2 separate regions of the Mus musculus genome follow, and region 2 is linked to region 1. The links are chromatin loops, found by intact Hi-C in ENCODE. Cell type or tissue: heart. All regions are shown on one strand. Links, peaks and the distances in the headings refer to the core of each region. The heading gives the core; the rest is flanking DNA.

Region 1 (16,131 bases), core at 2,870-10,869:
CTGTGACTCCTGAGCATCAGTAATGGCATTTTGATGCCATAGAAACACACAAGGATGTGAATGTACTCAAAGGTTATACTATACCGGTTTGCATAAGCTATTGTCAAGCCGTGGATGCCTAACCGTATACGTCTGTTTGACAGGTGGATACAGTTTGACCATGTTCTTATTTTTAATCTATAGAATTCAAGTGAAATGAGTGTTCTGTGGGACTGCACACGCATTGGGCATGTGCACAGATCCTAGATACAGTGCCAGGGAGAAAAAGCAAAAAGGACAAACTGAACAGTGCAGCCAGGGGCAAGGCATGGTGTGAGCTGGAATGGAGTAAAATCATGGTCTCTGGATGCTGCATGGAAGGTTAGGGTGAAGCCCCTAATCCTGGGGACTAGAAGAGGGTTTCTAGAGGAGGAAGCAGATGATTCCTGTGTTGTACCTTGAGAGCACTGTTGCTGTGGGGTTTTTGAAACAGCTCACAATGTTCGAGGCAAAAAGAAAAAAAATGACCAGAGCATTTGTTTAGATGGCTTACCCAGATGGGTGTGCTCTTTTTTTCTCTCATTTGTAATAACCATCCTCTGACATGTAGCTAGTACCATTAATCCTGTCATGAAATTGATTCGTCACATCACCCTTCCAGGGAGAACAAGTCAAACACAGCGGTCTCAGACAAGCACCTGCAAGTCAGCTGTGGCACAGTTAATATCTTTCCACCCCAAGCTAAACACCCTCTCATTGCATGTTATTTATTTGTGCTTGTTTTTGTTGGTGAGAATGGTGGTCAGCAGGACCTTTTGATTTCAAGACCGCAAGTCCTCCCATCCATCATTTGCCTTTGGATTCTGTCCTGATGGTTGAACTCCTGCAAACTCATAATAGAAGTCAACTTGAGAATCCACGTGTCCTAAGACAGTCCTACCCATGCCAGAAAGATACTGCAGAGTGAATCCTTCTATTGATAACAAACATGTAATTAGACTTTTTACATATGCCAGGCACTCCTAAATGCCATCAGATTAATTCTCAATTAACATTTAAGTTCCCATGTCATAGGTAAAGAACTTGAAGCCCAGAAACGTTAAGAAATTTGCCTAAGTAACCAAGTAGCAAAGTTCAGATTAAAGCCATTCTGCCTGGTCCAGAGTCTATACTCTTACCTGCTTTCCTCCACAGCCTCTGCCTGCACAGTAGCAGGCCTCTGTGCTATGTGGAATCAAGCATCACATTTCTATACCCTGTGGACCAGAATGTCATGTCTCTGTGCTCTGTTGACCTGACTATCCTGACTCTGTGCCCTCTGGGCCCAAGTAGCATGTCTCTGCTCTGTGCCCCATAGTGTCATGCCAAGTCTCTGTGCTCTTTGGGCCAGAGTGGCATGTCTCTGCTCTCCAGGATCATGTCCCAGTTCATCTGCCGTTGGGAAAAGGCCAGTGGTCATTTTTATTATCTCCCACTTTCGTTATCTTTGTTTTCTACTGAACCCACTTCCAATAATCAGAACTTCCACTTTTTCTTTTGTAATGCTAGCAGATAACAGCTGCTCTTAGAGAGTCTGCAGCTCAAGAGGCTGCCAGAGTCTTTCAGAGGAAACACATTTTAGCCTTACTTGTTATTCTCAGAATCCATGATGGAATAAATGCCAAACAGATGCACTTTAAATAATTTTTAGGGTTACAATTTATGAATCGTGGGAGTTCTGACAGGTTAAAAGCCTTCCTTTAAATGCATGTTCAGTTCTAACCCTTGTATCTTCCTTTATTTAGAAGCCACTGCTTGGTGGCAAGGGCATGTATTTTCTGATTTTTCTAAATACTCAGAAGTAAATGTATTACAGAAACTTTGGAATGTGAAATTTTCCCCCACAAGTGTATAAAAGATGATTACAGGAAATGTAGAAAAGATTGATCCCCTTGCCTCTTGCCTCTGGGACTCAATTACACCATCATCTGTCAACATTTACTGGCATCCACTTGGACAGAACACTTTTTCTCAATGTTACATGATGTAGTCACAAAGTAACAATCACCAAAGAACTAGGACCTTAGCATCCCGGGCTCAAATCCAGGGAGGAGAGCCAGTGCAGCTAGCTACAAGTATGGAGCCCACAACATCCATCAGTCAGCTGTCATCCATCCAGCCATTCAATTATATCATGATTCTTGTTGGCCCTGTGTGAGGTTCTGAGATAAGAATAGAAAAACAGATAAAGCTTGGTCTATGCCTCAAGGAACTTTACCCTACATATAGACAGAGATGGCTGGCTGTATCCAGAGCTAAAACATTATGTGAAAAAAATGCTGTGAGAGAGAAAACTAAATGCATGGGATCAGGGAAGGACTTCTGGATGCAAGGATGGATGATTCTTGAACTCAATCTCAAAGAATTAATGGATATTTTAGGACACTGAAGAAGCCACTTGAGGCAGATGCTGCTGCCTGAGAGGACTGGGCATGGTAAGAAGAAAGGGCTGGCTGGCTGAGTGTTCTCTCCTTGTGTTCTCTCTCTCTCTCTCTCTCTCTCTCTCTCTCTCTCTGTCTCTGTCTCTGTCTCTCTCTCCCTATCTCTCTCTCTCTGTTTCTCTGTCTCTGTCTCTCTGTCTCTCTCTGTTCCTCTGTCTCTGTCTCTCCATCTCTCTCCCTACCTATCCCCTCCATATATTAACCCCAAGACAGGATATAAAAGGAACTCTCAAATTTTCCCAGCTCAATCGAATCTTTCTTTCTCTAAAACGTATTGAAATTCTAGATTTTACTTTTTGAATATTTTTTAATGTATACTAAGGAAAATTACTTATTCCTGAAGGTAGGGACCTTGCAATCTTTTGCTTTTAGACAACACCTAGGGATTTGCTAACTATCTATTCCTTGTGTTAGCATTCTCACTGAATTAAATAAGTTACAGCTTTTAAAATGGCTTTGATAACTAACTCTCTGGTAGTGACTCCATCACTAGAGCTGAAGATTCTCAGTCACTCCACTGACTGAAGTCATTAAATATTCTGAACTGACAAAACAAGCAAAGACTGTAAGGCTCAAGTGTATGCCCAACAACAAAGCTGTCTCCTCCAGACCACTGTTTCCACACCAGGCAGAGGAACATTTTCTAGCTCATGCTTGAAGTGGAGATACAAAGACATTCTTTTGGGGGTTTCTCTCTGTGTCTGGAGCTGATTCTGTGCCACAGCGCTCCATACCCAAAGACTGCCTGGACAGAGCTGGTCTCCCAGGACTGCCTACACACCTGTGAGCACCACCACTTCTGCTCAAATTCCTGGTGCAGGAGGGACCCGCCCAGAGCCATCAGAACATGGGAACCAAGGAACATCTGGGGTCAGGATCTCTTTGGTTTCCATCTACACCCTGGTGCTAACTCTGTACTACAGCTCTCCATACCCAAATTCCTCTTGGAGACAACTGGTCTCCCAGGAGTACTGACATACAGGCTTGCAGGAGGGACAAGCCACAGTCAGAGACAACAAGACCAGCTAACACCAGAGATAACCTGATGGCAAGAGGCAAGGGCAAGAACGTAAGCAACAGAAACCAAGGCTACTTGGCATCATCAGAAACCAGTTCTCCCACCACAGCAAACCCTGGATACCCCGACACACCAGAAAAGTAAGACTCTGATTTAAAATCACATCTATTGATGATGAAAGAGGACTTTAAGAAGGACATAAATAACACCCTTAAAGAAATATAAGAGAACACAGGTAAACAGCTAGTAGCTTAAAGAGGAAACACAAAAATCCCTGAAAGAATTACAGGAAAACACAACCAAACAGGTGAAGTAATTAAATAAAACCTTCCAGAATCTAAAAATGGAAATAGAAACAATAGAGAAATCACAAGGACAGACAACCCTGGAGATAGAAAACCTAGGAAAGAGATCAGGAGTCATAGATGCAAACATCACCAACAGAATACAAGAGATAGAAGAGAGAATCTCAGGTGCAGAAGATAACATAGAAAACATTGACACAACAGTCAAAGAAAATGCCAACTGCAAAAAGCTCCTAACCCAAAACATCCAGGAAATCCAGGACACAATGAAAAGACCTAAAGATAATAGGTTTAGAAGACAGTGAAGATTCCCAACTTAAAGGGCCAGTAAATGTCTAACAAAATTATAGAAGAAAACTTCCCTAACCCAAAGAAAGAGATGCCCATAAAGATACAAGAGGTGTACAGAATTCCAAATAGATTGGACCAGAAAAGAAATTACTCCCATCACATAATAGTCATAAACACTAAATGCACAAAACAAACGAATATTAAAAGCAGGAACGGAAAAATGTCAAGTAACATATAAAGGAAGACCTATCAGAATTATACCAGACTTCTCACCAGAGACTATGAAAGCTAGAAGATCCTGGGAAGATGTTATATAGACCCTTAGAGAACACAAATGCCAGTCTAGGCTACTATACCCAGCAAAACTCTCAATTCCCATAGATGGAGAAACCAAAATATTCCATGACAAAAACAAATTTACACAATATATTTCCACAATCCATCCCTACAAAGGATAATAGATGGAAAATGCCAACACAAGGAGGGAAACTACACCCTAGAAAAAGCAAGAAAGTAATCTTTCAACAAACCCAAAAGAAGATAGCCACACAAACATAAAAAATAACATCACAAATAACAGGAAGCAGCAATCTCTATTCCTTAATATCTCTTAGCATCAATGGACTCAATTCCCCAGTTTAAAAAAAAAATAGACTAACATACTGGATACTTAAACAGAACCCAGCATTTTGCTGCATACAGGAAATGCACCTCAGTGTCAAAGGCAGACACTATCTCAGAATAAAGGTCTGGAAAACAATTTTCCAAGCAAATGGTCCCAAGAAACAAACTGAAATAGCATTCTAATATCAAATAAAATCAACTTTCAACCAAAAGTTATCAAAAAGAATAAGGAAGGACACTTCATACTCATCAAAGGAAAAATCTACCAAGAAGAACTCTCAATTCTGAACATCTATACTCCAAATACAAGGGCACCTACATTCATAAAAGAAACTTTACTAAAGCTCAAAGCACACATTGCACCTCACATAGTAATAGTGGGAGACTTCAACACCCTACTCTCATTAATGGACAGATCATGGAAATACAAACTAAACAGAGACCCAGTGAAACTAACAGAAGTTATAGACCAAATGGATTTAACAGACATCTATAAAACATTTCATCCTAAAACAAAAGAATTACCTTCTTCTCAGCACCTCATGGTTTCTCCTCCAAAACTGACCATATAATTGGTCACAAAACAGGCCTTAACAGATACAAGAAGATTGAAATAATTCCATGTGCCCTATCAGATCACCACAGACTAAGGCTGGTCTTCAATGGCAACACAAACAACAGAAAGTCCACATACACATGGAAGCTGAACAACACTCTACTCAGTGATAACTTGGTCAAAGAAGAAAGAAAGAAAGAAATTAAAGAATTTTTAGAATTTAATGAAAATGAAGGGACAACATACCCAAACTTATGGAATATAATGAAAGCAGTGCTAAGAGGAAAACTCAGCTCTGAGTGCCCTCTGGAGAGAGTATACACTACCAGCTTAACAGTATACCTGAAAGCTCTAGAACAAAAGGAAGCAAATACACCCAAGGGGAGTTGATGGCAGGAAATAATCAAACTCAGGCCTGAAATCAACCAAGTAGAAACAAAAAGAACTATACAAAGAATCAACAAAACCAGGAGCTGGTTCTTTGAGAAAATCAACAAGATAGATTAAACCCTTAGCCAGATTAACCAGAGGGCACACAGACAGTATCCAAATTAACAAAATCAGAAATGAAAAGGGAGATATAACAACAGAAACTAAGGAAATTCAAAAAAGTCATCAGATCCTACTACAAAAGCCTATATTCAACAGAACTGGAAAATCTGGATGAAATGAACAATTTTCTAGACAGATACCAAATACCTAAGTTAAATCAGGATTAGATAAACCATCTAAACAGTCCCATAATCTCTAAAGAAATAGAAGCAGTCATTAAAAGTCTCCCAACCAAAAAAAGCCCAGGATCAGATGAGTTTAGTGCAGAATTCTATCAGACCTTCAATGAAGACCTAATACCAATACTCTTCAAATTATTACACAAAATAGAAACAGAAGGAACACTACCCAATTCATTCTAGGAAGCCATAGTTACATGGTGTATTCTCCTTTGGAGATGGAATGTTTTCCGTCTAATCAGGAACCTGTCACAATTTCCTTTCATGGAGAACTTTATAAGAGATTTTTTTTCTACTTCTATCATGTTTAATGTTCCAAATAGATTTTAAAAACTGAATGAGTGCACATTACTTTCAGCCTCAGAAGATATCATGTATATTTAAGAGGTCTTTAACTATTATAAATTATTTTGATGACTTAAAAAATGACAATACTGAGTTGTACATTTAAAAATACATTTTATTAGTTTAATAAAAAAAAACAGATGTTCCTTTGGTTGGTTTGTTGGTTGGTTGTGTACGTGCACGTGTAGATATGAGAGCATGCATTGGAGCAGGGCCTGTGTTCGGATTTGGTTTTGTTTGGTTTTGGAGGTAGCTTGTTCTCTTTGCTTTTGTAATGCTAAGACATGAGACTAGGACCTTAGACATGTTAGTCAAGTACTTTACCTTAGAACTGCATCTCTAGCTCTTGGTGTTTGTTTGTTTGTTTGTTTGTTTGTTTGTGGGGACAGGGTCTCACTACATATCCCAGGCTATCCTGGAACTCCTGATTTTATGATGGGCTGACAGACATCTGCCACCATTCCTGGCATAAAGGAGATACTTGGGAACTTCACAAAGGGTTTTAAGTCCTGACCACAGAGCCACACTTTCCCATATGATCTGGACCTTCAGAACCTCCCACTAAGGCTCAGCTGCCTTGAGTGTATGTACACCATTAGCTAGAACACTGGCTGGCCACAGACACCTGTGCTATTTGGCCTCTCTTGTTCTAGCTTATTGTGGTGATGGCTCTTGTCACCGAAGCTTAAAATCAGGCCACCAGGACTTATGCAGAAGTCATGCCAAACTACTTCTAATTACATACAAAAACTGCTTCAGAGCTACAGGTACCCAATGTGTTGAAGGTCCTAGTATCTGTTCTCCTGGAGCAGTGCTCAGTGTCTTCTCACCAAGGGCACTTTGACCAATGCCAAGTGGATGTTCTGCCAATGCCATTGACGCCTGCCAAGACTGGTATCATTGCCAACTGCCAATGCCCAGAGTTGAGAGCACCAATGTCTGGTATGACATCATCTCTGCTTACTGATAATGTTTCTGAAGCCAACAGCACTAGCTCCTTTTGTTCCCAGTGTCCTCTCTCACCCCTTCTCAGAACACTTTGATGATATAGGCCTCTTCATCTTAACCCCTGGTCTATGGGAGAAGGACCAGGGCCCCATGAGAGTGCCAGAACCTGAAACACATTCAGAAGTGTCATCCCTCCACATGTGTATCTTTTGTTCCTGGGATCAAGTGCATCGATGCCTTAGCTTCCATTTTGGAACAGAGATTTTTAGTGTTCCTGGATCCCTCATTTGAAATGGACCCCTTCAAGACTAATCCTGACAGTCATCCATAAATTCCCACACAGGATAGGCAAGCACAGTTGTGTTCAAGGTGAAAGCTGCATCACACAGCTCTAGTCAGCAAGCTGGCAAGCTCCATGGCCATGTGAGAGAAGAAAGAACATTCTATTTTGTGTTTCAGGAGATCATGCTGACCTACCTTCAAAATACATCCTGAATCTAACCATTTTCTGCTACCTTTTTTTCTGGCCTCCTGTTCAAGATACCATCCTCTTTCCTCTGAACGACTTATACTGCCTCTAAAATGGCCTCTTTACTAGCTATTCTCCACCCAGGAACCAGACTGATTCCTCTGAAACATAGGCCAGAGCATTGTCCGACCTCTGTTCATATGCATGCATTGGCTTTCTGCTTCCCTCAGGCTCAAAGTGAGCTTTTGCAGGAACCTTCTAGACACTAAGCCACCTATTACCCCACTGACCTGAACCCCATTCATCTGCAGCTACACATTGAACTCATCCATTGGTCTTGTTATTCCTTGGAGAAAGCTCACTGGGCTTGTCTCTTCCTTGAGGGACCTATGTGCTAGATGCTCTCTCTACCTGAGTCTTCCCCTCACTGTCTTCAAACTCTTCAAATCTTCTGAATGAAACCTCCCCTGACCACCTGTTGCTCCTCCTTAGGGTTCCCAGTTCCATGTTGTACTTCTTTTTTCTGACATAATACACGATGTGGTTTGCCTCCAACCATTAGCTGTATCCCTTTCTTAAAATACAAGGACTGGTAATATTGGAATTCTGTTTACTGAGTCCACCAAAAGAGCTCCTTGAGTACATACAGTAGGCACAGTTAGTAGTTGAAGAATGAAAATGGCAATGGATGGATGGATGGATGGATGGATAGAAGAAAGAATGGATGGATCGATGGATCAATGGATAGATCAATGGATGGAAGGAAAAATGGATGGATAGATGGAGGGTAGGTCTGGGGTTTGAATGTGTTAAGTGAATACTTAGTTTTAACTACCATACAAATGATATCCTCTGTACTGCTTGACTCAGGCAGAATATAAGTTATTCATTTGTAAACAGCTAACTTTGACTTTATGGTACAGTTATCTGTTTGAAGTACTTCTGCGAATAAAGTTATGTACATGCCTAGAGGTTCTGAAAAAGTACATGGTTTTTAAATATAAAATAAATAGAACTGACATTCAAAGTATTCATTATCTCCTGAAAATGGAGGTTTGAGGAATTTTTTTCCCACTAAGACTAAAAACATGCAAAAAAAATCTTTCTGATTGATAGCAGCATTTAAAGTTTCTGTTTTAAGAGGAGAGCAGTGAGCTATATTAACAACCAGATAGCTACATGAATGTCAGAAAACATGTACTTGCAGAATGAGGAGGTCACATGTCTTTTTCTAAATATAATTCACATCACTAGGAGAGCTGGAAAACGTGAATGATAGCGAGTGCTGTTCAGCACCTTATTCTGGCTGCAGCAGATCCTCTGTTCATCTTTAATCCAAGCCCTTGCTTCATAAAATAGCTTTGCACCAAGGAAATAAAACAGGTAGAGATGTTTAGCACAGGGCTCTAGGTCAACATGATCTCAATAGGGTTTGTAAATTAAAAGGTGGTAGAAAACACATTTCCTTTTATTGAATTTTTTAAACATATTTTTAACCCAAAACTTCAGGGAACAGTACAATACAGTCATTCAATAAAATCGCCCAATCCCTGGACCATGTTTATTTGCGTTCTGTGTAAACTCTTTATGGGTCATTCCATCCATAACCCACACAGCCTCCCAGAACAGGTAACTGTTCTCAAGTGGGACCATGGAGTTACTTTCTCTGTATCACAGATGAAGCTGAAAAGGCCAAAGGCTGACTACAGAGCATTCACACACTTTCAGATAATAGATTCTCTTGTAATAATCGCTATTGTTGGTGATATCCTTCTCCAACCATGATTTAAAATTTTGGTGTTGACAATCCTATTCTTTTAAATTGTGGTCCAACCAATGCTTGACTAAAAAGTATCTTTCCTATTCTCAAGGACATGTAGCTGAAGTTTCTCTGTATTCCCTGATATTAAGGTTTGGTCACCCATGTGTCTTGCAAACATTTCTTACTATACACTCTTTACTGTTCATTGTTTCACCATTACTTACTCCATGACTTATTACATCAGAATTTGGAATATATCATTTTTTCTCTGGGCTAAATCTTAATTCATTTCTCTTATTTCCTGGGACGTGAAGAGACACCATCTAATGCAAAGCACTTTTCTTTATTTTCTCCCCACCAATAGATAGATGGATAGTAGATGGATAGATTGATTGATTGATTGATTGATTGGTGATAGATAGATAGATAGATAGATAGATAGATAGATATTGTAACAAAAATATATAAAGATATGAACTCTTCAGTGTCTCCCCAATGCCAAAAGCTGGGAAATATAATTGAAGATTCCAGGAGGCCAAAGTCAGTGAGTTAGTTGGTGGCATGGCCAATGGCTGTCTGCACTCCATGGCAACATTCAGACACAATTCTCTTACCTGAGGGGGCTTATGTGCTTCCTTATTCTTTCATAGAATTTGTACCTTCAGCACAGTCTGAACTTAAACACAGGGGCTTCCAGAAGCAGAGCCTTTTATGCTCGGGTCGTCCCTCTTGCTGTAGCTGTATAATGCAGAGAACCTACCATGCTTTGCTTCCCAGCCAGAGTCTGAGCAAATTAACCCTCCAGCTCCCACAGAAGAAAGAGTATAACTCAGACTAGACTCCATAAAGGGCATTTTCTATACATCACCTAAAGCCCCTGACAAATGAGATGACAAATGTGAAATGACTCTGGGCTTTTTAGAGTACCATATAGCTTCCAGGTGATTTGTTGATGGTGATAGTGCTGTTTGTCTTGTAGACATGTCTATCCAGCAGAGCCTCCGTGTCCAACCTCTTGGGTATTGGACCTTTCTCCAGAGCCTGGTGGCCAGTGGCTCAGCTTTTATCTTTCATGTTCAATCATTCTTTTAAGAGTCATGGATGAAAGAAATACATTGATCTCCAAGCCCGGGATTCACTGAACGGGTAAAATTTGATCCTCACCCTCCCTCACAGATCTGCCTTTACACTTGGCAACACGCTGTCTGCCTGCACTGTCTGTCCTAGTTTATTTTTCTGGGCCACTAACATTCTGAGTCTTGGGTAGCAACAGTACAGAGTCCCAAGAGGCTAGAACAAGGAACCAGAACAGAGGAGAACACAGCCCTGTCAAGCAGTGAGGGAACTCAGACATACCCAGATAGCAAAAGAGAGACTCCAGTTCATCACAACAGCACAGACAAGTTTAGCAGCTGAGCTTGGCACACCAGTGCTCTAGACACAGATGGTCTATTAAGTCATAGGTTTCTATGTTTTTACCTGGACAGTGGCATACCACACATATGAGAACCCTTGCCCATATAAGAGTCTACCCCAAGTCTAATCCACATAGCTTCCATATATGTATACTGCTTTCACAGAAAGATTATCCATGTCAGAGTTAGCTCCAACTGTCCTTGACTCCTTAATTTTCAAGAAAGGCAATCAAAGTTACCAAGCAGGCCAGCAAGACGACTCAGCAGGTAAAGGTTCTACTACCAAGCTTGACAACAGCCTGAGCTTGATCCATGAGTCCTACATGGTGGAAGGAAAAAACATTCCACAAAATTGAACTCTGACCTCCACATGCATACTTGGCATCCATGCATAACACACACACACACACACACACACACACACACACACCACACATACACACACACACACCACACACACCACACACCACACACAATAAATAAATGTAAATAAACTTAACCACCAAGCAAGTCTCCCCCCCCCCTCCCTTCCAGGGCATGCTCAGGTTCATTCCTAAAGGATGCTTGGAGCTACAGGTGGACTGCACTACAAGCCCTGCTCAGGTTCCCTCACATCCACAGATGAAACACACACACACATTAGCATAGTTTTGATATGCTTTAGCTCAATGGCCAGGCTCTTCTAAGTCTTCCTCAACTATCATGCCCTTCTTTTCACTCCCAGCTCAGCACCCTAAAACTGCCCTCAACTGTAGTTGCTCAGTTACCTTTAGTCCTAAATTTAGCTCTCTAAATCTGCCCTCGTGCTACCATCCCATGCCCAGTCAGGGAAGAAGCCAATAGCCACTTTGCCTGAGATCTCACATGGCTGATGGCTCTTTCTCCCTCCGAAGTGTGGCAAAATATCTCTCTCTCTCTCCTCCCTTACCTGCAGGAAAACTGGAAGTCCCGCCTATTCCTCTTAGCTCATTGGCCACTAGCATCTTTATTGATTGATCAAGAACCAATTGAAAAACAGGACCTTCAGTGTGCACCTGCAGATTCCTGATCAAAACATCAGAACCACCCCCTACAGACACTGACTACCCTTAACACTGAGTTCTTATTCTTCCTGCTTTCCGTTCATGTTTCTCTTGTTTCCTAAATCCTTCGTCTCTGTATATTCTGCCTGCTCAGAGCTAACTCCCTCCCCACCCAGGTGCAGCCAGGATTCTGTGCTTTTTTCCATGAGATCCCTCATGACCTATATGCCAGATCTCCCTGCCCTCTCCTCCACTTCGTTTTTTCTCACTAGCTCTGCAACATCCTTCCTTAAAACTTTCCCCACATCTCTTCCTGTCAGGACCATCTTTGCTTTGCCTCCTCAGTATGGTCCTTATCTCTCCCACATCCAGTGGAAGTGGTTCATGCTTAGCTCACACCTCTTCACACCCTTCGGCATCCCCGTGCAGTCTCACTCACACAGGCCACCAGCTCTCCATGATAAAATCTATGGCACTCCTGTGTGCGGTGAGTATTGCATTAAGCTCTCCTTGCGTTGTCTCTGTGGCTATACATGACAATTCTCAGCCATTCTTTTCATCTCTCACCTTAATAATCAGATGGTGGGCACTTGGCAAGGATGAGAAGTTTACTCAAGGTCACATTGTTAGTAACTGTGGCAGCCAAGACTCCCATCTGTACTGCTCATGATGCCAAGGTCATGTGACTCCCTGGAATTCTTCCCCAAATTTCAGGTGCTGGTCTACAGTATGTATGTTTCTTGTGCCACAGAATTATCCATATCATTCTGCTGTATGGTGGTTTTTTCCCGTGGCTATTAAAGCTACCACAAAGCCAAATGTCTAAATTAGAAACTTGAGACATTCTCCTACAGATTCCCATTCTCATCTCTATATAACTATGGCAACTGGATGATGGTGGGTTTGACAGAAAGATGCCCACAGATGCAGTTAAGGGAAAGAGAAAATTTTTTTGATGTCAATAAATGTGAACACTTATGAATACACAGAGCAAAAGGCAGTGCAGCATGCTGCCAAATGCAGGTACTAATTCCGTATGAATGTTCCTATGACTACCTTATTTCCACTTATACTTATATGCAAATAAAAGCTATGCTACCAAAAACAAAGAGCTTCAAAATACAACAGTTTGGAGAACACAACATTGGTCTCTAGCACATAACAGTTCTGAAATGAACAGTCTGGGTTTATAAATTGGCTCTTTATTCTGCAATTCTAGAAGGAATCAAGACCTTCGCTCTGTCCCTCTGCCATCCTCTAAATCATGTCTACTCTAGGTGACCCAGGGACTGGCAGTGTTAGCATCACCATAGTGCTTGTGGGAAGTTCAGTACCTCAGAGAGTCCCTCCAACCCAACTCAAGGAGACTCACAAGTCAGCAGGCTGCCATGAGATTCCAACACAGTGAGGACTCCGATGCACTGTTTTTCCCATGTGGTCAGCACTATCCTGTGGGCATTGACATTCCAGAACATGGAAAGATTTTAAAAAGGACTAAAACCTCCAGAGCAAAGAGGGTTACGTGACAAATTTTCATTAGGCTCCTGTTAGGTATAAACCTATCTCATAATATCAGCCCCCAAAAGCTGATGTGTCTTGTGGTCTAATTGAGCAATCGTAAGCCCACCCTTTAGATAGAGGAACATCTGTCTCTAATTGTGTGACACTTCCTGACAGCAGCATCTACCTGATCCATTATTGGTGTTAGGATGTTCCTTATCCCTTGATCTATTTTCCATGCTAGTATCATAGTTCCATTTTAGTAACTTGCTGCAAACTGCTTTTATATTCCTTTAACCACAAATATGATATATACCATCCTTCATTTCCCTTTGTCTGTTATTAGTTGGTTAGTTGATTTTTCTGGGGGTTGTTGTTGTTGTTGCTTAGGGGAGCATTCTGGGGTTGGTGTTGTTTTTTGAGATAGTGTTCCATGTAGACCATTCTGACCTCTAATGTACTATGTGCTGAGGCCAGCCTTGATCCTCCTGCCTCTATCTCCCAGTTCCTGAGATTGCAGATAGCCCACCACTATTCGTAGTTTGTTATCAGTTTTTATTACCTTCCATCTTCTCCTCTGTCCCTTGTCTATGCTGACCAAGCTCCTGAGAAGCAGATAAGAAGAGAGACTAGATACAAGGTCATCCTGTGCAATCTCACTCATACCTGACTTCAGCCTTTACTTGTCATAACGTGACTACAATTGTTTAAATGGCCCTATGAGGAAAGAACTGTGCTAAATTCCACTCATATCATTTCCCTGAATGCCTGACCGTGTTCAAGGATATGCTTGTATCGCTCATGTTACTGCAAATATATATAAATACATTAATAGGTACCAGACCTGAGAATTTCAAACAAAGAGAGATTGAAAAGGAAAAAAGGGCTATAGAGGCCATTTAAACCCTTAAGTCATCTGCTTCACTGGTTTTAAACATTTCTTTTCAAAGTCAGTAAGGCATTTCTTCCTTTTCATACCTACACAAAACATTTAAAATGTGAGTTGCTGGCTGAAGTGGAGCAGGCAACCTTAGAGCCAAGAATGTTTCAGAGCTGAACCCCGGAAGGTCAGGAGTCCACAGAGCCCTTTTGTCCCTATGCTCAACCTGTCTCTCTGATGGGTACAGTACAATCTGAGGCTAGACATATTCCAAGCAACTTTCGAAGGACATGCAGGCAGAACGCAGCAACCAGGAAGGTGTGTGGTAAATGCTTTAGCATATCTGAATTTAGTGAAGACTAAAGTTTGGCTGCTATTTCCATTTTTGGTCCCAGCTAAGGTTTTCCCCAAATTTTGGAATTCAGCGAGTCAAATCCTGCCTTGCTGTGAACCAGAGTTAGGAATGCCTGCTGTCCGCCCACGACTCTGCTTCTCGCATCAGACTGTGCCCGACTCATGCGCATGCTCCACAGTACTGCTGGCCTGGCAGACCCTGGGGCTGTTGCTTCCTAACTGGGTCTCACCAGATGTTCCTGCTAGAAAAAAGCGCTTAACCATCGCTAATTTGAGCAGCAGTTACGCTACTACCTGAAGGGGTTGCCAAAGAGCCAGCAAAGAAACATGGGTGCTGTCTGACCTGTAGTCAGCGTTTCTCCTCGGTTTTACTCTCCTTTGTGTCGTTTTGTAATTGGGCTTATTTGTTTTGGAGTTTTGTTTTTAAACTGGGTAAGTATATCAGACACTAACTTAGAAGTAATTTACAAGTCATGGAATCATAAATTTTGGGAGCTTCTGTAAAACAGAGCTTTGAAGTCATTGGTCCAACCCCTTGACTCTGTAGATACAACACTAAAGCTAGAGAGGGCAGTGTGGCTTGCCCAGGGTCCCGCAGCAGAATCAAGAAGATAGAATTAATTAAAATAGCATTTTATAGTACAGCCTACTATCTAGAATTGGGTCTTGATACATGAAAGTTTAAAATGTTACCAGTGTTAGATCATGAAGAGAAACCCTTAATTCTTATGGCACAGAATACAAAATGTAAGACCCCCACAAATGCGTACCAACGACAATAAATGAGATAGTCCTTTGTTCTCGTCATTTGTCTTCCATGTGTGGCTTAAATAATCCAATCATCCAATTAGCAAGTGCCTGCCATGTGTGAGGAGTTCCGATGGAGGCCTTAGAGACCGCAAAAGTTCCTAAGACCTTATTTCTTCACCAGAGGCAGGGAATCCGGTGAAGTTAATATGCCATTGGTGCTCCCTTGAAAGGGAGGCGGGATTAGAGAAGTCTTGGGAGAGCAGGAAGAAATGGAGTTCCTGCTAAAGAAACCAGGGGACACAGAAGTACAGAGGTGCTAGCTACGCAGAGGACTGTGCCCCCCACAGACAACCTCGTGCAATCAGCATGCGCAATAGAGACCGACTTAACTCGTGCCTGGGTTAAGATGATGCGCAATAAGCTAAGAAGGATACTGCTGCTGCCTTAGTCAGCTTCCTTCATCTTCCTCAGTCCTGCCCCAACCAATTGCCAATAGACTCATGAATTTAAGAGTAGGAGTTAGATTCCACAGGTGCAATTTATAAACACCAAAGGCTTTCAAATAAGCAGTAACTCTATGCAGTCCCTCCTCCCCCATATATCAAAAATTCAGTAGTTGACAACAATATAACAAAAATGTCTTGCTTTTCTTTTTTTTAAGAGTTATTTATTTTATTTTTATGTATATGAGTATGCTGTAGC
Region 2 (16,131 bases), core at 3,293-11,292, 130 kb before region 1:
CTGGTTGACTTTCCTATTGGCACATGACGAACCAGAAGAGTCACACAGGGAGAGAAAAAAGAAGCCAGTAGGTGATATGGTTCACGCTGGGTCTAACCTAAGGAAGCTACAAGTTGTAATAGGAAGTTTGAGATGAACTGGACTGGGACTTGAGAATAAAAAAGACAATGTCCTTTAAGTATAGAAGTATAATTTGAAAACAAGACTCCTTTCACCAAAGATAAAAAAAAGATTGGCAATCCCAAGGAAAGTAGAATGCAAGAAAACACAGCAGCTGCTCAGAGAAGAAACCCAGGATTGTTGATCGAGAAAACTTTCTTACAAGAGTGACCCGTGTGTATCTGAAGTTAAGTCAGGTTGATGAGGGCAGGAGAGAATGAGTTAGACAAAACCAAGGAAGTAGAGATCATTTGAGCTGCAGAAAGGCCTACAGAGATAGCTCAATGAGTTAACTTCTTATTTCTGTCATTCTGCTGCCTTTAAAACCTGGCTTCTATCTTTGATGCAAGAAAATGCCTGAAGTTTCTCTACCCCATCAGTGTTCCTCATAGTAGACATCTTGAGGATAGGGCCAGTGTTTGAGCTATCATTTCACTGCTGTGACAGAATTTGCCGGTGATATCAATGTAAAGAGATCAGGTTTATTTCAGCTAGCAGGGTGAGAGGTTTCTGTCCTTCATCAGGCCGTTCCACTGTTTGGGAACTTAGGTCAGGACCCTATGAAAGCTGGAAGCTTCTCACCTCATGGTAGTCAGGAAGGGGAAAGAAGGAGAAAAACCAGGGTCCTTCCAAGGCACACTCCGAAAGATGGACTTCCGCAAACTAAGCTTCCGTCACCTTCCAGCAGTGCCAGCAGACCAGGCCTTTACCATATATGCTTTAGGGGAGTATTTAAAGACCCAAACCATGATGCTCTGATTCGTATTTCGCTCCACTAACAAACTATTGACTAAAATTAGTCATATGGTCACACTGAGTTGCAAAGGAAGCTAGGAGATATATCCTAAACAGCCATTTGTACCCTGATATTCTATTACAATAGCCCAGTTATAAAATTCTATGACACAGAATGCTGTGTCAAACCATGCTTCCCGAATAGAGATTGACAGTGGCTTTAGAGTCCATGTTTCTCAAGGACTCTAAAGTCCTAGTCTTGTCTAAGACTTTGAACTCTGCCAAACTTCATGAAGTGTTGTTTTGTCTGAGATTTCTGAATGGCCTACACTGACTCTGTCATAGTGCTCAGGCTGTTGCTGGGACATTTCCTGAACGATTTATAAAAGAATAAAGTCCTGGAGCTCACAGGGTGGCTTTGCAGTGACACACAACCATTTCAGCCCAGTTTATAATTTCTGCTCCTCGTAAATTTGATACACAAGTAAGAGCTCTGTCTTAGTTTATTTTCCAGGTATTGTGATAAAATATACTGAGAAAAGCAACTTAAGAGAGAAAAGATTTATTCTGGTTCACAGTTCAAGATACAATCCACCACAGTGAGGAATTCAATAGTAGGAACTTGAAGCATCTAACCACATTGCATTTACTAGCAGGAAGCAGAGAAGGAGAACTTACTGTACTCAGCCCATTCTCTCCTTTTCTATAGTATAGGAGCCCAATGCAGGGATCTCTCTCTAAATCCCATCAGGGTGACAACTGAGATTCATCACCATAGGCTGTAATAACTATGATGACTGCTGTTTTGCTCTAATCGCTTTTTACCACTCTCAGTCGTAAGCCACCTTCCAGTTACAGAGCTCTGAGAATGGGAGTGGATTGCATCTTAGAATTCATGAAAGGATATTTGGTATCATCTGTCCTCAGGGAAGGTGATTGATACTTGCAGTAGTATCAAACTTTGATACTGCTTTCTTATTTCAAGGAGCCCCTGTCATGTCTGCCTCGTCTGTCACGAATCTCCTCATAACCCAGAAAAGTTTCTCTTTGGGGTACTTAGAGATAATCTACATTTGATGAAACTCTGCACAGTGTCCTCATGTTCCCAATTAGCTAGTCTCAACCCTTCCTGGGTGCTGCACTTTTGTAAGGGTTGCCAGATTTGTAGCTTGCAGGCCTCTGAGACAGTGTTAGGGAAGAAGTGTATCACAGAAGGTTAGACAGAAAGAGTACAAACGAACCACAAAAGATTGGCCGACCACCATGCTTCCAGCTCAGAGAGCTCCGGGTTCTGTAAAGAGAAGTTGGCCTCAAGGGCACCGAAATGAAGCTACAGCCTCCACGATCCTATTAGAACTAAGCAGGTCACTGGCAGGTATAACTGGCTTTTCCTGACACTTGAAGGAGGGAAAAAAAAAACACTTTAGTTCAAAAAGAAATGTGAAGTATTAGAGAAAAACAAACAAACAAACAAACACCAAAATCTAAAGACTAGATTTCAAGCCATATAACCCTGGGTGTGAATCCTGCCTACTCTTTCCGCTAAATATGACTATGGGCAAGGGCCTGGATCTTTGAGCATGTATTGTTTTCTCTAAATATGAAAGGTACCTTGTTTTGGTTATTGTTTGTGGTTTGTTTTATCAACATGTCACAAGCTAGATTCATCTGAGAAGGAACTACAATTGAGAAAATGTTTCATGTATTTTCCATGTATCCTGTAGATGGTCTTTTCTTGATTAAGGATTGATGTGGGCAGTGCTACCCTAGGGCAGGTGGTCCTGATCTGTGTAAGAAAGGAGACTGGATAAACCATAGGGAACAAACCACTAAGCAGTCATCCTCCAGTTCCTGCCTTCAGTTCATGTCCCAAGTTCCTTCCACAACAGACCATAGGCTAAAAAATTAAATGAACTCTGACCTCCCCAAGTTGGATTTGCTCGGTGTGTTTTCACAGCAATAATATACATGCTAGGGCAGGAAGTATCACTGATTTTCTTGCCAAGAACCGGGCTTCTGAAGGAGAGGTGATGGAGCAATATCACACTTTAAGCAAGCAGAGAAGTTAACAGTATTCAATGTCAGGTGCCTACAGCAGGAAACCCTTAGGGAATACACATGAATCTGCGGACCCTGTAGGCATTGCAGAGACTTCAAATTGTCTCTGATCCTCAAAAACAATGAATTGGCATACGTTCTATTTTATTTTTTGTTTCCAAAGACACCATTAATGGAAAGTCTTCATTAAATCAACATTAATTCAGAATTGTTAATGAACATTATTCATTCCATAAACATTTATTGAATGCCAGGTCCTACAGGTTAGATGGACATAAAACCATCAGAAAGAAAATGTATTTATACTGCGAGAAAACCAGTGTTAAAGCTCTGAAGAGGGGAGTCTGCCAGCAGGCAAGGTCAGAATAAGTTTATTGTGGGGAGCAAGTCAGCTGCTGGAACTTGAATCATGGAGAATTTTGATTTACAAGTGAAGAAAATCCAATGCTTTCTAAGGCATGGGAATGCACTGAACAAGTAATGCAATTGTTGCTTGAGAACTTCCTGTTCTGAGAAAATGGGAAATATGGAAATGTAAACTTGCCAGAGAGTTGTGAACTTTTAACTTAAAGCCTAGCTGTCTCAGGAGATAAAGCTAGCATGGGTTTAGGGGCAGGGGAACATCATGATCAGGAGGTATTGGGGATAAATTAGGCTGGCAGCGGTCCATAAGAACTGTGGTCGCTCATGTGTGCAAATGCCACATTAGACAAAATCACTATGCAGAGTGGATTTGTTTTTCTTCTGTTTGCTTGTCTTTCCCTGTAGCACAATGCTCTGAACTGTACTTTATGGCAGACTGGGTTGCCTGGGAATCACAAAGAGAGCTAGCATTGCACCTTGGGCCTTCTTGGGAAGATGTGCACTGGGGTGAGTATTTCTTGTCACTTCACCAAGAAGTTTGTGGTTTGCCTGGTAAGAAAGGAACTATCTGCCTGGGTTGCTAATCCCCCAGGGAGAAGATGAATGACAAGACAAAAGAGCTCAGGGTTTGTTCTGGCCAAAGGCAGAAATTCTGCCTCATTACCACTTCAATGGTCCAGTCAACAGAAATTAGCATGGCTTGTCCACCAATGGATGCTATCTGTTCCACTTTGTACTTGTGCTTCACACAGCTAAATTCGAGCATAGGAAGAGTCATTGGATCAACAGCAGACAGAAGATGGGGTTCTTTCTAGGCTATATTAAGTTAATATCCCTACCTCCAGGGCATCTTGATTTACAAGGGGTCTGATTTCAGTCCAATGTTTCTGAGTACTCACTGGGTGTCAAAAACCTGTAATGTCAGAAGGAATCTAAAATTTTATTGTCCCTAAAGATAAAAGATTAAGTTGAGGACAGGATGAGTACCAAAGTCATTGCAACCAATTTCTATAGGTATACCCCGTGACCATTGAGAAGCTCGGGGAACAAGACTTCACTTCCTGAGGATGCTCAAAATGGAGGACATCGACTTTTAAACTGATTAGTTATAGGAATCGATACAGACTTTATATCGTGATGAGATCGAGTACATGCAGGGTATTATAGCCATAGCCATAGACTTTTTATTCAGAATGGCTAGGACATGGCTTTGCCTCTCACACTCTTACTAGAGATATAAACCAGGAAAGGTACTTTCTCTGACCTTAACCTTAAAAATGAAGACAGCAAATACCTATTTCATAGTGTTCCAAGAAAATGTTTGCCTGCAGTATACTGCAGGTAGTAAATGATAAATAATATCAATAATTGTAGTTTTGTTTTGCTATTGTTGTATACATTTCCAAAGACAGAACAATTTTATTTTGGAAATTAGAATTATAGGCATATTAACTACATACAGGTCCTTGAAAGTCTTGGGGGACACAGATGACCCTGAGGAAGGTTCAGAACCTAGAATTTGGAGCTTCTTTGCTTATTAGACTATTCCTCACCAAATCAATCTCTCTCTCTCTCTCTCTCTCTCTCTCTCTCTCTCTCTCTCATACATACACACACACACACACACACACACACACACAGCATTGCAAACCCATATATGTGAGCCTACTCTTCTACCTTCTACAAGATGTCTATAAACTTCTTAGAAGAGCTTCCTAAATCTGGAACAAAATGGTACCTGGAGGAGACATTTATGATGCTCTGTTGTCTTAGTGAATCCTACTGAACTACTTGGAGGATCACCTTTCAGCATCTTGATTTCAAATTTTAGGGAGAACATTGTTAAAGGCAGACCCACAGCTCCTCATAAAGCATGTAAAAGGAAAAGACCGTACAAAGTACACACATGTGTTGGAATGGTAGTCCATTGCTTGTTTGGGATTTCTGAGTGACAGACTCTATGATGCATGAATCATTTTCCATCAAGCATAAAACAGGAAACTTGATCTATAAGAAGGAAGTGTGTTTTTAGAGCGGATACTAGAATTTACCCACCTCCAAGTTACTCTTGATCTTTGCCTTGGAGACCATCTCTTGTTTCAGTTGCAGTCATTTTTGTCAAGCTTAGAAAAACAATTTGGTTTCTTGTAGGTCTCATTTTGTTTTGTAGAGGCAAGAGAACAGTTTTGTGTTGGTAGCATGAATACATGCCTACAGAATTTTAGCTAGCACTTTCAAATGGATACAGATTTATTTTTAGCTATATGCCCCTGCCTGAAAGGTTTATGCTATTAAACATTGATATTACTTGAAAAGTTATGCCTAAGGCATATTGCTTCTTTCCCAGCTAGGAATTGAAATTGTTATGAAGCTTGCTGAAGATTTTACTGGGTCACTAAAATCAGGGTTTATACTTGTATGCAGTGACTAAAAGAAATAGATTTCTGCATTCAACAACCATTTGTTGAAATACTAAGTTCCTTGCATTATTCTTGATAATATGGTGATACCAGAGTATTGAAGACACATTTCTACTATTTTACCTCCATCTTAACATATTTTTACTTAGTATATAAGAACAACAGGACCACAAAAAATAGATTTATCTCTTGCCTGCAGGATGTAAAAAATCTATCTAGAAATGCAAACCCACGAGATAAACTCCCAGACATTATATTAGAATACGATAACTTCTGAGAAACAGACAAATATAGGGTACATTCTAAAAGCCCGGGAACAAGGGCTTCATTGATTCTGAGGTTATCTGGCAAGGTCTCCTGCAGGAGGAGTACCCAGGGCCACAATAGAGAGGAGCAACCTCGCTGAATATTGAAAGTAGGAATAGACTGTTCTGAAGAAGACTGATAATCAAGGTAAGGTGATTTCCAGGAAGAATGTACTATTAGGGCCATGGAGAGCAAAGCCTGTGGGTCCTGGCCCTGAGGAGGAGGACCCTTCTAACTGTTGAAGAGCTTGTCCTAGCTTCTTAGGTTTTCTGTCAATCTGATTGTTTACAACTTAAGCAAGGCAGTGTTTATGTTATCATTAATGATTATGTCGGAGGCCAGATGCAGCCTTACATCTGTGCATCCTTGGAGGATTCCTCTACCTTCATCAGACTGACTAGATGATCCCCTGTCATGTAAAGAATGTGATGGAAGCAATCGTTTCCATTCCGGAGCTCAATCTCTGGGACTTCTGAGAGCCGGGAAAGATCCCAGGAAGAAGCCCCTCTACCTTAGAGGAACGAAGAATATGGGACACATGGAGAGAGAGGATTCTGAACCTACAAGAAGACACAGACAGCTGCCTCTGTAACCTCCAGAGATAACACCAGCTAAATATATCCACACCAGTGACCCCAGCCAGACCACTTGAAGTCTTTGGCAGAGCCTTGCCTATTTTGCAATACCAATACCAAGAGGAGCAAAAATGTTCATTGTTTTAGTCCTCCCAAGCCTTGGCGGTGATTTAACAAAGGAAGACAGGTACCTGATGACAAAATTCAGGAACAGATGACATCAGTAGTGCAGGCATTCTGTAGTTTAAAAAAAAAAAAAAAGTCTGGGGCTAGAGTGATTATTACGTTTCCACCGTCGTCTTAATATAACAAGGTGTTCGCAGGATGGGAAGTTTGGCTAAATTAGACTTTCTTATAGAATGGATGCTTTTAAATTGTAGAAGCAAGATTAAAGTAACTGTCCAGTATCGAAATGCTAAAAGGAGAGCGGCAGGATACAGAAAATGATACCCAAGCCTGACGAAGCAGCCTAGAAGTGAAGATTCTCCCTGGACTCCTCTAGCCCTCCTGTCCCTCACCTCTTAAGCTCTCCTGTGAAAGCCAGAGAGCCTGGAAGAATTATGCTCCAAAGTGGAACATAGAAACCAAAACCTGTTTTCCCCCCAAGCCATATATATAAAACCTAAAGCTATTACTTTCTTCCTTCTGTGGAAGAGTTGGCCATAAAAACTACCCTTGATCAATAGTGGTTCATCAGACCTCCATTCTAGGAAAAAATGTGCAGGAAGAAGTGCTGTATCTTTGAAAGGCAAAGAAGATGAAACAGTCAGGCCCCTCTGGATTTCCTCCTGTTTCCATTCCCTTATCCTTTCTGTCCAATCATATTTCTGCATGGCTGCTCACCCTGGGTCATGGGGTCTTCAGTCTGAAGGCTCCTGTGTCATGGGAAGACTAGAAATAGCCTTGGAATCCTTGGCTGAACAGGTCATCCAACCATAGCTGCCAAGCTGGAGGGACCTTGTAAGAAAAACATGGAGAGTGCCATCCGTTTACAACAGACGCATTTAAAACAGTGGCTCTCAACCTTCCTAATGCTGTGACCCTTTAATGTGGTGGTGTTCCCCAACCATAAAATTATTTTCATTAACAAAATATATTTGTCATGACTTTTCTCCTGCCAATCTAGTGACAGTTTATTTCAGCAGATAGAAATGTAGGATCTTCAGAGGGAAAGTTGACTGTCCCTGTAAGAGCCAACCATTGCTTTAGTCACATACACTCCCTCTCTTAACCGAGAATAGGCATTCCCATGACATAGCCAGCATTGTATGTGGACATACAAATAGCCACAAGGGTTATAGAAGGTAGGCCATTGGAGCAAGCTCCAGCACTTCCCAAGGAGACACCAAAAACAGTCATCTAAATTGTCATTGAGAATTAGACATCTGTCCATTTAATTATTAACTAGTACATCCGTCTATTCCAGTAGGCTTACTGACTACAAGCAAAACCAAAGGCAGTAGAGGAGAATAAACCTCAACATAGGCTAGAGATTAAAAGTCAACAGTGATCATGTGAAAAAAAAATATGCTGATCTTAAGCTGGACATGTAGCTCAGTTTGTAAGGTGTTTACCTAGCACACAGGAGGTCCTGTGTTCAGTCCCCAGCACCCCGCAGAACTGGGCATGGTGGTTCTTACATGCAACCCCAGCATCCAGAGGGTAGAGACTGGTAGATCAGAAGTTCAAGGTCATCTTGAGCTACATCATAACTTTTTTAAAAGCCTGGGATACATGACAACTTGTCTCTTAAAAATGAAAAAAGAAATATTCAGATCTTTTTGTTTAGAATTAGAAAATCTGCTATTGCTTTATTTAACTTTTATTGGACTATAAATTATTTTCTCTTTGCTTTACTTTTTGTCTAAATATAGTAACTCATATATGGTTTATATTTAATTAATGATAGTTGAAATGAATGGATTAAGAAAAGTAAATGAAGCCCAAAGTTCACAGCCTTCCTATACATACCTCTTGGAAGTGTGTATTGCATATAATAGCCCTTAATAAGTACATGCTTATTCAATAATTGAAAAATTAAGCCCTTTTATTTCTTTCAGACAAAAATAATAATAACTTGAGCATAGGGCTGAGGTTGTAACTCAACCCAGTAGTGGAAGCTTACTAGCATTTGTAAGAATTCAATTTCTCTGAAAACACACACACACGCACGCACACACACACACACATGCACACACAAATGGTATGAGCTGAAGGCTAAGCTTTCCCGTCATCTTCTCATCAAAGATCTCATGTAATTTAATTTTGATTTCTTGTATTTTATTGTTGTTAACACTACTAAAAAAATGTTTATTACTTGGTTGCCTTTGTAGTAACAAAGACAGGTGTGTGTGAGTGTGTGTGTATGTGTGTGTGTGTGTAAGAGGGAGAGGGGAGAGAAAGAAAGAGAGGGTGAGAGAGAGAGAATTAACATGCAAACTCCTGCATACCTCAAAGGTCGGCTCAGTGAAGAGAGGCATATATTGGCATTGCACTAAAATAACTCCCTAAGGGAAAGTCTCTGGAAAGTATAATAAATTTATTCAACTTCTCCAGAAAGAATTAAATCAATATCCTTCCTGATAGCTTGAATAATAGCACAGTACATTCCTTATTAGTCATTTTCAAATATATCTACTGACTAGTGAGCTAGGAGTATTTATTCAGCAGTCCTGGGATACTTGACTGTATCTTGAGTTTCTACGATCTTCTTTTTCTACTGGGAAATAACATTTGTCAGAGACAGCCTGGTGTCCTTGTGAGCTTTGAATACTTACTCTGGCAATCAAACCATCTGGTTTAGTCAATAACATTTTCCTGTCATAATCAGAATAAATCTCACAGTTATTAGAGTGACTGACAGAACACTGAGTGATCTCTTTCCCAGCTATCTCTCCTACCCATTTCCTGTGACTCTTCTTTTCTCTGCTACACAACAAAAGCCTCCTTATTGCTTTGATAGCAGGCCAAGCTCACAGCATGCAACAATTAACCTTCTCTTCTCGTGGCTTATAGCATTTTCCCTCCAGGTAGCACTGTGGTTCAACTTCCAGTTAAGGTATGAACTCCTAAATGGCAGTTCATGCAGAGTCTGTCACCCTCTTAATTTCCCATTGAGCGACACTTAACTTTAGGTAGGTCACAGATTCTTCTGAGAATCTGGTGGAAACTCAGCCATCTCAGAAAGACACACACAGGATTGTGTTAATTTCCTCGTTGCCATGAAAGCGATGCAAGAAGCAACATAAAGAGAGGAAGCATTTGTTTTGGTTTCCAGCTTGAGGGAGAGCATCCAGGGAAGGTAAAATGGCTGCCCAGCCACATCTGTAGGAAGCAGAGTGAGCCAAGTGTTCTCTCTCTGCTTACGTTTCCATTTATGGCTTCTGGGTCCCCAGCCTGTAGGATGCTGCTGCCCACCTTTGGGATAAGTCTTCTCTCTTCTGTTAAATCTTTCTGGAAACATACCCAGAGGTGGGTTTCTATGGTGATTGTAAATCCAGTCAAGTTTACAGTTAAAATTAACCATCGCAATGATTATGAATACATATCAAATGTTGCATATAGATTTGAGCCTCCACGGGTTGCCTGAAGGTCATATGGTTTCTTATGTCTTATTTGTTTGATTTTTGATACTGGGTCTTTCTACATAGTTCAGATTGACCTCAAACTCAGGATTCTCTTGCCTCAGCCTCCTGAGTGTAGCTAAATGTTTTCTTGTGACTGAGTTCCAAATCCAGAGCAGATCAGGAATCATGGCAAATCAAGAGCGATGGAGCAGCATTCTGGGCTGTTAAAAGTCCCCACCTCTGTAGCTACCACTTCTTCACTTGACTCTGCCTTCCATTGAGCATCTCTTCAGATGGGCAACAAACCCTTAGAGATGATCAAGAAAAGAAAAGGGAACGATGCCTACGTTTGTGAAACTCCTCAGGTTGTTGCCTACCTAGTCTTTTTAGATTATGTCTCCTGTGTTCTCCAGTCAACTTTCCTGAATTTAGACAAGGTGAAGAGGTGACACTAGTTCTAGCCCAGAATGTCTAAACTTTTCTTCCCTCATGACTCCTTTTGTTTGAGAAACTTTGATGTGGCTTCAAGTATACAGGTATATAAATAAAACACTTACCAATAATAAAACACAAAGAGGTGTTCCTTAAGCAATTCTTGCTGTCATCTTACCATTTGTTAATGATAAAAGCAAATTTGCATACTAATAAAATGGGTGTGCTTGTTTATGTTTTACAGGGTACTAAGCCTTGACTGAATATTTGATACTGCAGGACATAGAGCATCTTCAGTGTTTTTTAGAGTTGATCAATGTTTTGATTTTATAATCATAAGTGCTGAGAACTCTACTTTGCATAAGTACATAGTATAAAATGGCAGAAGTATATTTAGAGCCTTGTCAGAAATTTTTGGAAATTCTGTCTTAATCTCAAGCCAAAATTCATTTAAGGATTTTTTTTTTAATGAGACTTGTGTCGGCAACTCAAACAACAATTTTCAAAAATCAAACATTCTTACATAATGCAATTTAAATATATATTCTTTGATTCTTACACGGTGAAAAATAATAGTAAAAAAGCATTAAGTGTTTGTTTTCTCTGATTAAGCCATCATGTTTCTTTAAGAGCAGAAACCTGTCTATGCAGTAAAAGTGCTGCCATTCATTATATGCAGTGGCCTCAGCTTGGAGCCGAGGTGTTTTAAGCAGTGTTCATTGGTGTGCCACGGTGCGGGGATACATCTAATACAAAGTGTGCACATAGTGTGATAGAAACCAGAGCTGCAGTGAGCTTACACAATGCAACATGGGAGAGCACTGTCAGAAACCTGCTTCCCTCATAATTGACTTTTAATTACTCTGATCACTGGACCTTCACATACTTTTTTTTACCATTGCCAAAATTTTTGCAATCTTAGAAACTGGGGTCTACATTATATCCCAATAATTTTTTTTAATTTATTTTTTAATTAGGTATTTTCTTCATTTACATTTCCAATGCTATCTCAAAAGCCCCCCAGACCCTCCCCCCCACTTCCCTACCCACCCACTCCCACTTCTTGGCCCTGGGGTTCCCCTGTACTGAGGCATATAAAGTTTGCAAGTCCAATGAGCCTCTCTTCCCAATGATGGCCAACTAGGCCATCTTCTGATACATATGCAGCTAGAGACATGAGCTCCAGGGGTACTGGTTAGTTCATATTGTTGTTCCACCTATAGGGTTGCAGATCCCTTTAGCTCCTTGGGTACTTAATTCTTAAATCTTGGGTATTTAATTCTTAAATTCTACAATAATTCTTAATACAACTACTGCAGAGATCACTAACTTTCCCACTTAATCTATAGAGCATACATGCACTCACACTAACACATACACACATATGCACACATACATACACACACATATAACATACACATACTCATACACACTCACACGCATGCACACTCTCACACACTCATATACACTCACACACTTACATGCACACATACATTCACACACACTCATGCACACACACACTCACACACACTCACGCACACTCATATACACTCACACACTTACATGCATACTTACATTCACACACTCACTCATATACACTCACACACATTCACTCATATACACTCACACACACACTTCCATGCACACATACACTCACATACACTCATACACACACATAATGTTTTCACAGCCTCACAAGTATTTATAAAGTCTCAGGGCTAATGTCATGCTGATAATCATAGGAGACAAAAGACCAACAGCAACATATACCATCCTACCATCCTTGCTTAGAAACACTGGCCTCTGCTCCAGGACTCTATTTCTAAATCTCAGGATACTAAGGAGGACTGTCTAGCCATTCCATCTGCATAGACACAGATCACAAGCAATAAAAGTAAAAGGAGACAAATCAACCAATGGGATTACAACAAAATAAAAAGCTTCTGTCTAGCAAAGAACAAACTGAAGACAGTTACAGAAAGGGGGGAGAGTGTCTGCAGAGGCCTGGGGTGGTGCTGCAGGCTTGTCATCTCCGCATTTGAGAAGAGGCAGAAAGAATCAGGAGTTCAGATCACCCTCTACCATAAAGGATTGGAGGCCACTAGAACTATGTGAGACCCTGGCCCAACAAACTCCCTCCAAAGATGCCCTAAAAGAAAAAATGCAAACTATAAATCTGATCGTTTGTCAGTGGGCAAAATATTTAAGATTTTTTTTATTTCCCCCTTTATGGTGGGCATGCTTTTTGAGATATGGTCATACTAATTAGCCCCAACTGGCCTTAAATTTAAAGTATTTCTGCTATCTCAGCCCCCTGCATGCTGGGATTATAGGTTTGTTAGCGCCATACCCAGTTTATGTGTTTCTGGGGATCAAACCTAGGGACTCATACACCAACTGAGCTGTATTCCCCTGTACCAACTAAGCTATATCTCCTGTACCAACGGAGCTATATCCCCTTAATACTATATCTCCTGTACCGACTAAGATATCCTATATCAACTGAGCTCTAACCTAACCTCACTTGATTCCATTTAGTGGGGGGAAACCCTGATACACAATGATAGATAATAGCTTATGTGGATGAATAAACAAATAAATGGCCATGGATAGAGCTATCTGAATGATAGTGGCAAATAACCCCCTTTGCTGGAATGAGTCCCTCCACCAGGCCCTCTCAGCATCCTTGCCGTAGAGCTGATGTCTTGCATGCTGTTCAATGTATGCTCTTCAAACGACCAATGTGGAAGTGTAGCAATGGAATTCATAGGCCTAACCTGAAAAATCAGATATTGTTACCATTACCAAGCCCTATTCATCCCCCCTTGCCCATAGGTATGGGAGGGGGCGTCATACAAGGGAACCATTCAGAAGCTGTCATGCAGCGCAGATCTTCATACTTGTGAATGGTGGAGTCAGGCAATGATAGTTGACTTAATACCATTATAGCAAAGACCACATTTTCCAAGTCCGCATGTGAGTAGGGTTCAATGCCAAACTTTGCCGTATCAAGAAAGTTTGGTTCCAATGAACTTCATACGTGTAAACTTACCAATTCAGTCACTGACACAAGAGAATATGTTCAGTAGTTTAAATAAGATTTACACACCATGAAATGTGCCTCTGTCTTCAAGGTATTTGACGACTGACCTAATAATCATGGCCCTCCATTCACATGCTGACAGAAGCTAAATCTACAGTGTTATTTTAAATGTTGGGCATGTTCCAGTTTCAGACAGTGAAGAAGTTCACATTTTCCCTTTGAAGATTTGATAATTGAGCCTGCTAAAACATACAACAGAAAGGTACACGGAACAAAGAGGCCTCCATTTATTGTGCACATTAGTATGAAGACCGCCATACAAATTTTGAAATTTGAGGCCCAGATAGTTGGAGCAAAATACTCCCTTCATAAGGAAGAAGAAAATGGGAAAGAGAGCCATAGGCTGTCATAGAGGGGCAGGAAGCCATTTTTATGAAGGAGAAATGAATAAGCCCAGAGAACAGAGAAATGACTTGGGACAGAGCTCCTCTGGACTCTGGGAAGGGCATTTGATTTCTTAGTTCCATGGTCCTCTGTGGTTTGGGTTAATGAAATTTCAGTAAGAAGATTTGAAACCTATTATACCCCCCTTTGACAGACCCTGTCCTTATGTAGGTAGGGACCTTCAGAGAAAGGCCTTTCCTGATGTTTGGGATGTGGAAGCTAAACAGGGCGTATTTGAAGCCAGGTTTTTCTGAGTCCCAACACAATCCTTTCTACTCTTAAGTCTCAAAGTGAGCAACCAATGCAATGGGTTCCCATGCATTCTCAAGCAGTTATTAAAACTAGGTGATATGACCAGTGTTGCTTCACCTTCAATATTCCCTGAGTATCAGAATATAATAACTCCTGTTATCAAATGTATTTAAAGTCCCATGGGGGAAAAGAAGATACCTATTCCAGGATAATTCATGTTGTATCTTAAATGTGGCACCCTCTGATGGCTGCAGTACTGGGGGACTGTGGAAATAGAGGAGCTTCAGAGAGGGGCTGACACTTGAGTTTGAGTTGTATTTTGAATGATGGTGTGATGGTTTGTATATTTTACCCCAGGGAATGGCATTATTAGGAGGTGTGGCCTTGTTGGAGTACGAGAGTCACTGTGGCCATGGGCTTTAAGACCCTTATCCTAGCCTCCTAGAATTAAGACTTCTAGAAGTCTTTAGATAAAGATGTAGAACTCTCATCTCTTCCTGTACCATACCTGCCTGGATGCTGCCATGCTCCTGTCTTGATGATAATGGACTGAACCTCTGGACCTGTAATCCATCCCCAATTAAATGTTGTCTCTTCATAGAAGTAAAACAAACTTTATATGCCCCAGTACAGGGGAACGCCAGGGCCAAAAAGTGGGAATGGGTGGGTAGGGGAGTGGGGGGAGGGTATGGGGGACTTTTGGGATAGCATTGGAAATGTAATTGAGGAAAATACGTAATAAAAATATATTAAAAAAAAAGAAGTAAAACCCTAACTAAGATAGATGGTTATAGTGCATCATATTGACTGAAATCAAGTGGGGTAGGTTAGTAAGGGAGAGTTTTATACAAAACAGCCAGAGTGTAAAAGCCATGAAATCCTATCAGAGCATGGCACTTGTCCATTGCTGTCTAATAATTGTTGCAACCATAGACATAGAGGCTTAAATAATATATATTTCTCATCCTCTAGTTCTGTAACTTGTCTAAAGGTTCAAGTCTCACCGAGGTAAAATAAAAATCTCTGCCATTTTGCATTATGTTTTTGTAGATATAAGGGAAATCCATTTACTTGCATTTTCTAGTTTCTAACCCCTTTTTGTAGCCTTTGATACATGATTCTCTTCCACCATATTCAAAGCCAGCAGGGATGGGTACAGGCCTTCCCACACTTCCATCTGCCCAGCTAGGAGAATCTGGGAGCGGAGGGCAGGAGGGGGAAGAGGGCTTGGCTCTTCAGAATTCCCATGGATAGAATGCCCCCTACCCCAGGTGATCCAAGATAATCTCCCCATCTCAAAGGGCCCACTCTTACCCACATCTCCTATGGACTATTTGCCTTATAAAGCATCAGAGTCCTGTTCCCTGTACCAAGGCGTAGATATCTCTGGAGACCGCTCTTCTGCCTATCACCACTTACTGAGGAAAGATCAAAAAGTGAGCCATACCGTTCTTGGGAGTGAATGGCCCAGAGACGAGCTAGAAAGTCAGTCCTGTAAAGTAAGCTCTCCCCACCACGTGTCCCACCCCCTTACATCTACTGCTTGCTTTTCAAGGGATCACTTAGACCTTGGTAGCAGTCTGTAGCATGCCTAATGGTGAAGACCCACCATGGCCATTGCCAAAGCTGTGGTCACCAGCCATAGTTATATTTATTGCTCTTTTTTTTTTCTGCTGTGACTGAATAGCTGACAAGAAGTCAGCTTGATTCAAATACAATCATCATGGTAGAGATGACAGCTCGACTGCCACAAAGTACCTACAGTTTTGGTTGTTGGA

Evidence for each region. Peaks named below come from ENCODE experiments on the same cell type or tissue, not always from the same donor. Only the 100,000 strongest peaks of a DNase experiment are listed, where the experiment ranks them.
Region 2: it touches region 1 in a loop (2.9-fold over the local background); 3 of 42 quality-filtered maps call a loop at or near these places.

What each region holds. Positions count from the first base shown.
Region 1 is chr10:90,659,743-90,675,873 of GRCm38, forward strand. All of the region lies in intron 16 of Anks1b (ankyrin repeat and sterile alpha motif domain containing 1B), which reads left to right. Among named protein-coding and RNA genes, the nearest start is that of Apaf1, 410 kb to the right of the region's middle. In heart, for the core only: no CTCF peak of the experiment used is centred there; a DNase peak (open chromatin) is centred at 7,209.
Region 2 is chr10:90,528,086-90,544,216 of GRCm38, forward strand. The region is part of intron 14 of Anks1b (ankyrin repeat and sterile alpha motif domain containing 1B); the gene reads left to right. Among named protein-coding and RNA genes, the nearest start is that of Apaf1, 550 kb to the right of the region's middle. In heart, for the core only: no CTCF peak of the experiment used is centred there; no DNase peak of the experiment used is centred there.